Regions from separate parts of the Homo sapiens genome. Here region 1 is linked to region 2. A link is a contact called in ENCODE Hi-C or POLR2A ChIA-PET data. All regions are on one chromosome and are shown on one strand. The core of a region is the stretch at or near the end of the contact, and the rest is flanking DNA. Distances in the headings are between cores, read along the strand shown. Region 1 overlaps LARP4B (La ribonucleoprotein 4B). Region 2 overlaps DIP2C (disco interacting protein 2 homolog C).

Region 1 (4,411 bases), core at 616-3,115, 330 kb before region 2:
AGCGGAATGCCCAACACAGACTGGACTGGGGTTTGTGTCAGCCTGAATTCATTTTCATCCTTTGACCTGCTTTCACTTCTGACATATTTTCTCTAGAATCTACTGATGCAGGGATTCACCTTCCTGTGTATAAACTTTGGAGAAACATTGGCACTTTCCAGTTAGGTGGATCCCATGAGATCTTTGCTTCCTGGTCAGAGTAGCTCATTGTTTCAGCTAAAAATAGTTGTATTCTTTAGTTAATATAAATTCATTTCTAAACTAAATGCAAACTCATTTCCCCTTTCTGTGCCATGTGTCCTTCAGCCGAGGAACTGCGTACTCGCAAAATGACTGCCAGCTTGTTAAAGCGGGTTGATAGATCATTTTCCAATAAAAGGTATTACTGCCTTTCTTCTGAGATTTGGGCTTACAAAGTACACTCACTTCTTATTATACTGAGTTTGCTTTCTTGGAAGTCAAAGAATCTGATTAGAATTTGTTGTCAAATCCTGTGTTTTTAATTATTTAAAAATATAAACTTTCATTAAGTTTATTTTCAGAGAATTCGAGCCCCCTTCCCTTTTGTTAAACCACTTTTTTGATGCACGTGTGTAAAATTTCTTACACAGGTTGTGGAGAGAGTGTCATATTTTGTTTTTTACAATTATCTTGTGACTCACATTAAAAACTATGCTGTAGTAACACAACACTTGTCTGAAAGTGAGAAAGTTTAATGTCTAGACTCAGGCTGCCCTGCTTTCCATCTGGTGGGCTGGAGTCACTCCAGAGTGTCTCCCTTGCCTTCAGCTGCCCCTGCTGTTCGTGAGTGCTGGCAGCCATGGGTGGATAGCTCTTTGGATGTCACCTTAGCCTCACTGTGTCCTTTGTGACACATCTCTTGGGCAGCAGCATCCTTGAGATTTCAGTTTTACAGCTCTGCTCTAGATGGTTGAAGTTGCTTGGGAGAACCTTCAATTGAGTGAGGAAGCCCTTGTCTGGGTTGAATGATCTGCTTGTTTCTACAGATATTTTCCAGACAGGTGTGGAAACGAGAAGCTGCTTGGCCTTCTCTCTCCATACCGTGACCCTGGGGTGTCATTCTGTTGCAGAGCAGCCAGACACAGTCTCCAACGCCACCAAAGCCTCCGTCGCCAAGCTTCGAGCTGGGGCTGTCCAGCTTCCCTCCATTACCTGGAGCTGCCGGCAATTTGAAGACAGAGGACTTGTTTGAAAACAGGCTATCTAGCTTGATAATAGGACCATCCAAAGAAAGGGTAAGGGATATATTGCATGTCTAATAGTTGCCAACAGTGTCTAGGTACGGGTTCCGTGTCAGGCGCTTTGCTGAGCTCTTTATACATGTTTGTTTTTAATACTCAAGAGAGGCTTGGAGGCCACGTGATTGCAGAGGTCACACAGATTTGGAGTAAGGCCAGCCTTGAACCCAGGGCTGGGCCTTCTCCTTAACATTGCTGTCTGATGAAGTCAGAGGTAGAAACGTGTGCCATGATGTGCCGTACACACCCTTTCTCTCACCCAGAAACTTAGATTGCATTGTCATTGTTGTAGTTCAGACCTGCCTTTATTTTATAAAACAACAGAATGAAATGGAAACATCTGAATTGTATTGGAAATGATTAAAATGTGTAGTAATCTACATGAGACAAGGAGCAAGAAGCCTGGGAGAACCTCACTGTAGTGTCGGTAGCTTCTGGTGAGGTCTGGGCTGCCCCACGAGGTGCCGCCTCCACTGCAGTGAATATCATCCCAGGAGTCGTCCCGAGCTGCAGATGACAGAGGACACTCAGCCCAGCACTCTGGCCTCTAATGTGCTTAGGAGGTGGAAGTGGGACTTGGCCGGCTGCCACACCTGGCGTTGAAGGCTCTGGGAAGTACAGAGGAAGTTTTCTGCCCAGTTACCTACTGTGCATAGGAAGAGCCCAGGAAGAACCTGCTGAGCACTCCAGGTTGCCGGTGTCCCCTGTGCCAGGGGCCCTTTCCCCAGCTGTGCCCCAGAGTTACCACGTGTCTGTTCCACGCCACATGACCGTGCTGCTTGCTACCCCACCCAGGTCTGCAGAGTCAGTGTCTCTTCCACCCTGGGCTTTAGGGAAGGCCCCGCAGTAGATAGAACCATTCCTCACTTCCTAGGGCAGAATTTAAGGTGGATTTTGATGCAGTATCTTTACAATGAAAGCCAGGTGACGTGTCTAGTCCTTTTCATATTGGTAGATGGTCATGCTCCTGTTTGGAGATTGAGTACATTCCAGGATTGTCACATTAGCCTTAAATTTCCACACCGTCATTTCTAAGGTATTAGTGCCTTGAGAAGAAATGCAGTTTAAAGATCATGAATTCTAGTTTTCCAACTGTAGCCTACTCCCGTTGGTATTGAGTGGAGGAGAAGAGGCAGGTCTCCAACCCTGCTTCAGAAACAGCAGCTCCTGCTGTGCCCAGTTTGAGTCTTGTGTAAGGTTTCTCTTGAAGAAAGAATTGCTTCTTTGAAAAGCCTGACCCTGAGCCTTATGCCACCACCCAGGTGTAGTGGGCTCCATTGCTGCTTCTTGGGAGCTTCTTGAGTCAACAGCGTGGCCCTTGGGTTTCAAAGTGGGGTGGAGGCTCCAGAAATGATGGGGTTCAGCCCTTCCCCTGTTGACATGGAGCTCGTGATGGTCACTCTGACTTGCTTCATGACCTGCAGTTGTGGATCTGCATTTCATTTGCATTGGGACTGCACATATCCTGAATTAATTAGTTAATTTGTTTATTTAAGATAGAGTCTTGCTCTGTCACCCAGGCTGGAATGCAGTGGCACGACCTTGGCTCCCTGCAACCTCCGCCTCCTGGGTTCCAGTGATTCTCCTGCCTCGGCCTACCGAGTAGCTGGGACTACAGGCATGCACCACCACACCCGGCTAATTTTTGTATTATTAGTAGAGATGGGGTTTCACCATGTTGGCCAGGCTGGCCTCAAACCCCTGACCTCAGGTGATTCGTCCACCTCAGCCTCCCAAAATGCGGGGATTATAGGCGTGAGCCACCGTGCCCGGCCCCTACCCTGAATTTAAAATGAGCTTTTACAAAAGGAGTCCTTTGCCCTCTTGTTTCCACCAAGCTGGATTCCTGCTGGTCGAGCGCAGGAATTGCAGCGGATTCTGGTTCTCCAGCTGGAAGGGCTCTAGGTCTGTCGTCAGCCTTCATCTAAGGGCAGAAGTGTAAAGAGCACCTGCCCTCCTGCCTTTTTTAAGTTGCATGACAAGTGTATCATCACATGCCATATGTATAAGATCAAGCACACATGAAATAGCCCCTGCACAGGGGTCGCTGGCTGGAGTAAGGAGGGAGTAAGTTTCACTCCGTCCTTTGCTTCCTGGCCTTGGGCAAATTAACTTAGAGGTATTGGGCCTCAGTTTCCTCACCTGTTGAGATGGGGGCATTCGCACACCTGCTTCCTGGGGTTGTGAATTCAGGGAGGGCTGGGAGCTCACATTTATATGGGTGTGGAGGCGCCGATTGTTTTTTCTCAGCGGTGTGAATGAGTTGTGTTGGACTGTGTTAGGATTCGACACTCAGCAGATATGCATGTGGTGTTGTGCCGTGCCGTGCTGGGCCCAAAGTGCCAGGTGGGTGAGATGTGTTTGATGCCTGTTCAGTTAAGAAATAAGCTTGTAGATCATCATTGCGGGAGAGGAGATAAGGGCCTGTGATGTAAGAACAGTGGGGCATTTGCCGAGAAAGAGAAGGGTGGGCGATCTGTGGGGCAGAGGATAGTCCTGGGCTCTGTGACATTTTTGCTGGAGAAGACCCTCTTCCCCTATGTCCTTGTGCTGCTCTCCCAAGGCTGTTCACGGGTGGGGTGAACGGGCACTGGTACCAGCTCCGCTTAGTGCCGGCAGGACTCTGATGAACACTCTTGACCCTGTTTCAGACCCTCAGTGCAGACGCAAGCGTGAACACCCTTCCTGTAGTGGTCTCCAGAGAGCCCTCGGTGCCGGCTTCTTGTGCTGTATCAGCAACGTACGAGCGATCCCCCTCCCCAGCTCATTTACCCGAGTGAGTATTGGTGTTCTTCCAGCGCCTTGGTGTTGACTGACTTGAATGGCCTGTGATGTTGCATGAGATTCAAATATCGGGTGGCATTTTTACAGTGATCCCAAGGTGGCGGAGAAACAGAGGGAAACCCACAGTGTGGACAGACTTCCTTCCGCCCTCACTGCGACCGCGTGTAAATCGGTGCAGGTGAACGGAGCCGCCACGGTACGTACCTCGTGCCTGCCTTCCTGCACGACAGCCGCGAGGCTCTGGTGTGAACAGACGCTGCGCACTCCTGCACCTGCTCGTTTTTTAATCACATCTAATTTGGTGGGTTTTTATTTGCGTCTGTCTGTGTTGTGTTTTCTGTACAAAATACCTTTAATATTTGCTAATA
Region 2 (4,510 bases), core at 1,036-3,535:
AAAATGTAAATACAACATCCACTGAAACCAACTTACTGCTGAGGCCTGAGATCTGCAAAATTGAGAATCAATGTCATGGGAAAGGGAAGTAGCTGTGTTTAATACGGCATAGTCTTCTCAGAGCTGTCTTTCTACAGGTCGGGTTTCTTTCCTTTTTGTGTGAAGGAGGGATTTCTAACTCCCAGGACACACTGGAGAAATTATGCTTGCCTGAAGAGTTTTTAGCAAGTTATGACAGCGGTTTTGTGTGAAACTGGCATGTTTAAATCTTCCCACTGGCCAGGATGACTGCTGGGGCATCTCCGGGGACCTCGTGCAGAGCCCCCAGTCTTGCCAGGGACTGGAAGGGAGGGGGTGTTTCGAGGCTGCAGTAGGACAGGAGTCTCCTCAAACTCACAAAGCCTCTGCTCCGCGCGGCACACTGCACACGTGCTTTGAATTTTAAAAAATTCCATCGGCATTCATATTTCTAAGCCCTTCAGGGACTGTTAATACTACATTATTCTCTTTTAACATCAGAAGCTTATTTTCAAGACCACTGCGGTGGTGTGAACTTCTGTTGATCTTTCACCTGTTCTTTTGATCCATGTGTTACAAATAGAATGGATTCCAAACATGCTGTTTCCTTTAATCCCCTTTCTAACTGGAGTTCTTAACGTACCAAAGAGAAGAGCTACAGGGGACAATACAAATTTAAAACCAAAAAGGTAAAACTCTAAGTGACCTTGTCCACCTGCCTGGCCCGAGTAAGATCTTACTGCAACAGCATGTCTAAAATGTGTTTCTTTCCTGCTCCTACCGTTAATTAAATATTTGTGTGCGTGTGTGTGTTGTTTGAGACAGGGTCTTGCTCTGTCGCCCAGAGTGCGGGGCGCTAGGCACTAAATAACAATAAATAATGTTTTTTATTAAGCAAAAAGCTCAGGTGAATGTATGAATCCTAGTGCAGGCTTTATGTTTACCCTGGCACCTTATTTAAAAGATCTTTATGGAATTTAAGCTGCCGATGCTTGCACTGGAAATGTGGCAGGGGCTTGTGAGAATGAGGGGGTGATGGGCACAGCAGGTGCAGGTGGAGCCATGGCAGAGCACGGGTGGCCAAGGCGGCAGGGCCAGGTTGGGAAGGACTTGGAGGCCCTGTGGGGAGTTTGGTCACAGCCCAAACAGCAGGGAGAAGCCTCCAACGCAGTTTGGGGAGAGAGGCTCACCACGTTTGCATTCTTGCAGCGACCCTTCTGTCTGCTGTCTGGGGTATGCCTGGGGCAAGGAGCCTCAGCCCCAGAGCTGGAGTGTCTCCGACACGGGGGCCCGCGGCGTCTGGGGTCCCTAGATGGTGGTTGACATCAGAGCAGAGCAACAACTGGGTTCTCAGGGGTCAGGATTTTGAGATTCCTCTTAGCCCCTGTTTTCTGGGGTCGGGATTTTGAGATTCCTCTTGCCCCTGTTTTCTGGGGTCGGGATTTTGAGATTCCTCCTAGCCCCTGTTTTCTGGGGTCAGGATTCTGAGCTTCTTCCTAGCCCCTGGTTTTCTGTGGTCCATCTTCTTTGCCTCCCTCCCCTGACGGGGCGATACCTGTGGCCCTGCAGGGTGCACAGCAGGTCTGTGTTCATGAGTCCTCCCATCAACTTGGACGTCTCTCATGAATTGAATGTGAAATAGATACTGAATGAATGCTTGTTGAACTTTTTTTAAAGATTTTCTTGTGTCCTTAGTGCTTTGAGACCTTCACATCCTGTGTGTTTGATCTCTCCATCTGCGGCAGCAAGTAGATAGGTGCTATCTCCAATATTTTATCCATGAGAAAAATGCGACCCACACTAGTTAGCTGGCCCATGGGGGACCCTGCTGTGCTCAGCTTGCTGGGGTGAGAGGACATCCCAGGTCCTCCTGCCCCTGTCCCCAGTGCAGGCGAGGGGTACACACAGGAGCTGTCACCGGTCTGCAGCGCCTGCTGGAGAACGAAGAAGCCTATCGGAGATTTAAAAACGAGGCTGCGGCCTTGCCTTCCGGGGCCTCCTGGCTCCTTATAAAGCAATAGGCTCAGAGCAGCAGCACCAGGGCTCCTGACAGCCGTAGAATTCCCAACATGGAAACGATTGCTTTGTTATATAAACTATTAATTCCAGCATTAAATAGTCTCCTGACACTGCACATGGAAACCGCCACTGCCGAGTGGGTCTGTGTGCTTGGAGCTGAGCCACGCTGTGGAAGCAGCTCTGTGGCCCGTTTCTTTCATCCCCTAGGGTCACGCGGCTCCCAAGTGTCCGTGTCTTGAGCCTGACGTTCACAGCACTGGCTCTGCACTGGTTCCAGTTGGGCCAGATTGGCTGGTGCGTGCCTGAGGCCGAGAGGAAGCCACAAGGGCCGGGTGTCTGTCTGTTCTGTCATCTTAACCCTGCGTTTGCCAGGCAGACCTTTCCCTGCTTTTGTAAGATTGGGTTTTGCCCTGAAACTCTGGATTGCAACATAAGTGAGAAAAAGAATTGTTCCCTTCAGGGAGGGAAAGAAGCATCATCCCTCAGTCTCATTCGACCTTCTGCTGGTGACTTTGCCTCACTGGGGTTTTCACTTCCAAAGTAGGACTTGTGTGTAAATCTCTCCTCTTTGTGATTTTAATTTCTGCTTCTGAAATTTTAATTCTTACGGAAAGTCTCTGAGAATAACATAAGTGGCGTTTTTTTAATGAAGTAGAAAATGTTTCTAAAGAGATCACTTATTTTTCTCACTGAGGTTACAATTACTGCATTTACTTTTCTGTCATAAAGTGAAAAGGAAATTAAATAAATGGGTACCTTGATGTGGAAGCAGGAAAATATGCTGTTTGGAATTTTACGTGGAAAGCGCTCTGGCAGGGGCTCCTGTGGTTCACATTCTCTGACAGCAGCCTTGAGGGTGTGCCTTAGACCCAGCCTCCCGGAGGGCCTCCCCGGAGACGGGAGTTGACTTTCGAAATAGCCTTGGATGACGTTCCCATCGCTTCCAGGTTTGGGGAAATATGAACAAGCAGGCTGTGAGCAGTGGATACGCCTAGCGGGATAACAGACACGTGATGGCCCCAGCTTAGAAACGTGGGGAAGGATGTGCCCTCTTTCGGAGCATTTGCGCCTTTAGTTTACGTAGCTGCATGCTGATGACCACATGCCCTGATGGACGCAAGGTGAGAGGGAGAGAAGAGAGGCAGGAATTAATTGATCATTCAGCCTGAACCAATGTGAAATGGAGGAAGCCCCAGGCACCGTCAGAGCCACCGTGTCCCTGGTGTGAAATGGAGGAAGGCTCGGGCACTGTCAGAGCCACCGTGTCCCTGGTGTGAAATGGAGGAAGGACCAGGCACCGTCAGAGCCACCATGTCCCTGGTGTGAAATGGAGGAAGCCCCGGGCACTGTCAGAGCCACCGTGTCCCTAGTGTGAAGGTGGAGGAAGCCCCAGGCACCGTCAGAGCCACCGTGTCCCTGGTGTGAAATGGAGGAAGGCTCGGGCACTGTCAGAGCCACCGTGTCCCTGGTGTGAAATGGAGGAAGGACCAGGCACCGTCAGAGCCACCATGTCCCTGGTGTGAAATGGAGGAAGCCCCGGGCACTGTCAGAGCCACCGTGTCCCTAGTGTGAAGGTGGAGGAAGCCCCGGGCACCGTCAGAGCCACCGTGTCCCTAGTGTGAAGTGGAGGAAGCCCCGGGCACCGTCAGAGCCACCGTGTCCCTAGTGTGAAGTGGAGGAAGCCCCGGGCACCGTCAGAGCCACCGTGTCCCTAGTGTGAAGTGGAGGAAGCCCCGGGCACCGTCAGAGCCACCGTGTCCCTAGTGTGAAATGGAGGAAGCACCAGGCTCTGTCAGAGCCACTGTGTCCCTAGTGTGAAATGGAGGAAGCACCAGGCACTGTCAGAGCCACCGTCTCCCTAGTGACAGCGTGGCATTGATTGAAGGTCAGGCCTTGGGCCCAACCCAAGAAGCTGTTCAGGGAGGATACTGTGTAGTCAGCCAGCTAGCTTCTGCCTGTCAGTCTCTCACCTCCCACCACCTGCCATCTGTCCATCATCTCTGTCGTCTGTCTATATGCATCATCTATTATCTACCTGTCACCTATGACCTGATTGTATTCGCACGGGAAACATTGGTTCTTCAAAATAAAGGACGGCATGTAAAAGTGCTGCTAGAAGGTTTGCTCATGTAAACCTGCAGCGAGTCTATCATGGGAATCTGGTGGACCTCTGTCTACCAGATGCTGAGGCAGTCCAGAGTTAAAAATAACTGGACTTTTTCCATGAAAACGTAGCAGGAGTTTGTGAGCCATGAGCTTTGGGGCCTGAGTGAGCCTGGTCTCAGGGCCGTGGCATCCAGCGCTTCGGCTTTGGGGTAGCATGCACATCAAGCCGTCGTCTTCTGCATTTTGGGATAGAATCATCGTAAGTTTCCCCTTTGCCCGCCCCCCAGTAACTGAACAGGTAAATGATCACCCCGCGTCTGCCCAGGTCTTCAGCGCACTCCCAGCCAGTCACTTACCTGCAGGTCTC

What was found. A loop is a pair of places that touch in the nucleus more often than their neighbours do. ChIA-PET counts read pairs that join two places held with the same protein, here RNA polymerase II (POLR2A). Pooled maps may share reads with other maps.
Region 1: a loop to region 2 is called in a map of right cardiac atrium, with 2.5 times the contacts of the local background. The contact joins two enhancer-like sites. A Hi-C loop is called at or near these places in 3 of 168 maps with a recorded cell type or tissue (astrocyte of the cerebellum, right cardiac atrium and upper lobe of right lung) and 2 of 50 pooled maps. POLR2A ChIA-PET finds 5 or more read pairs at or near these places in 2 of 52 experiments (HEK293 and PC-9).

What each region holds. Positions count from the first base shown.
Region 1 is chr10:814,570-818,980 of GRCh38, reverse strand. LARP4B (La ribonucleoprotein 4B) reads left to right here. Exons shown (of 18, transcript NM_015155.3): 15 at 1,092-1,256; 16 at 3,911-4,035; 17 at 4,131-4,239. Among named protein-coding and RNA genes, the nearest start is that of LARP4B, 110 kb to the left of the region's middle. RefSeq lists enhancers at 3,768-4,268, 4,269-4,411. Within about 2 kb of position 1,865, at least 8 of the 41 ENCODE cell types and tissues checked have a DNase peak (open chromatin) inside an H3K27ac peak, as active enhancers do.
Region 2 is chr10:488,931-493,440 of GRCh38, reverse strand. The region is part of intron 1 of DIP2C (disco interacting protein 2 homolog C); the gene reads left to right. Among named protein-coding and RNA genes, the nearest start is that of DIP2C-AS2, 140 kb to the left of the region's middle. RefSeq lists an enhancer at 1,711-2,238. Within about 2 kb of position 2,285, at least 12 of the 41 ENCODE cell types and tissues checked have a DNase peak (open chromatin) inside an H3K27ac peak, as active enhancers do.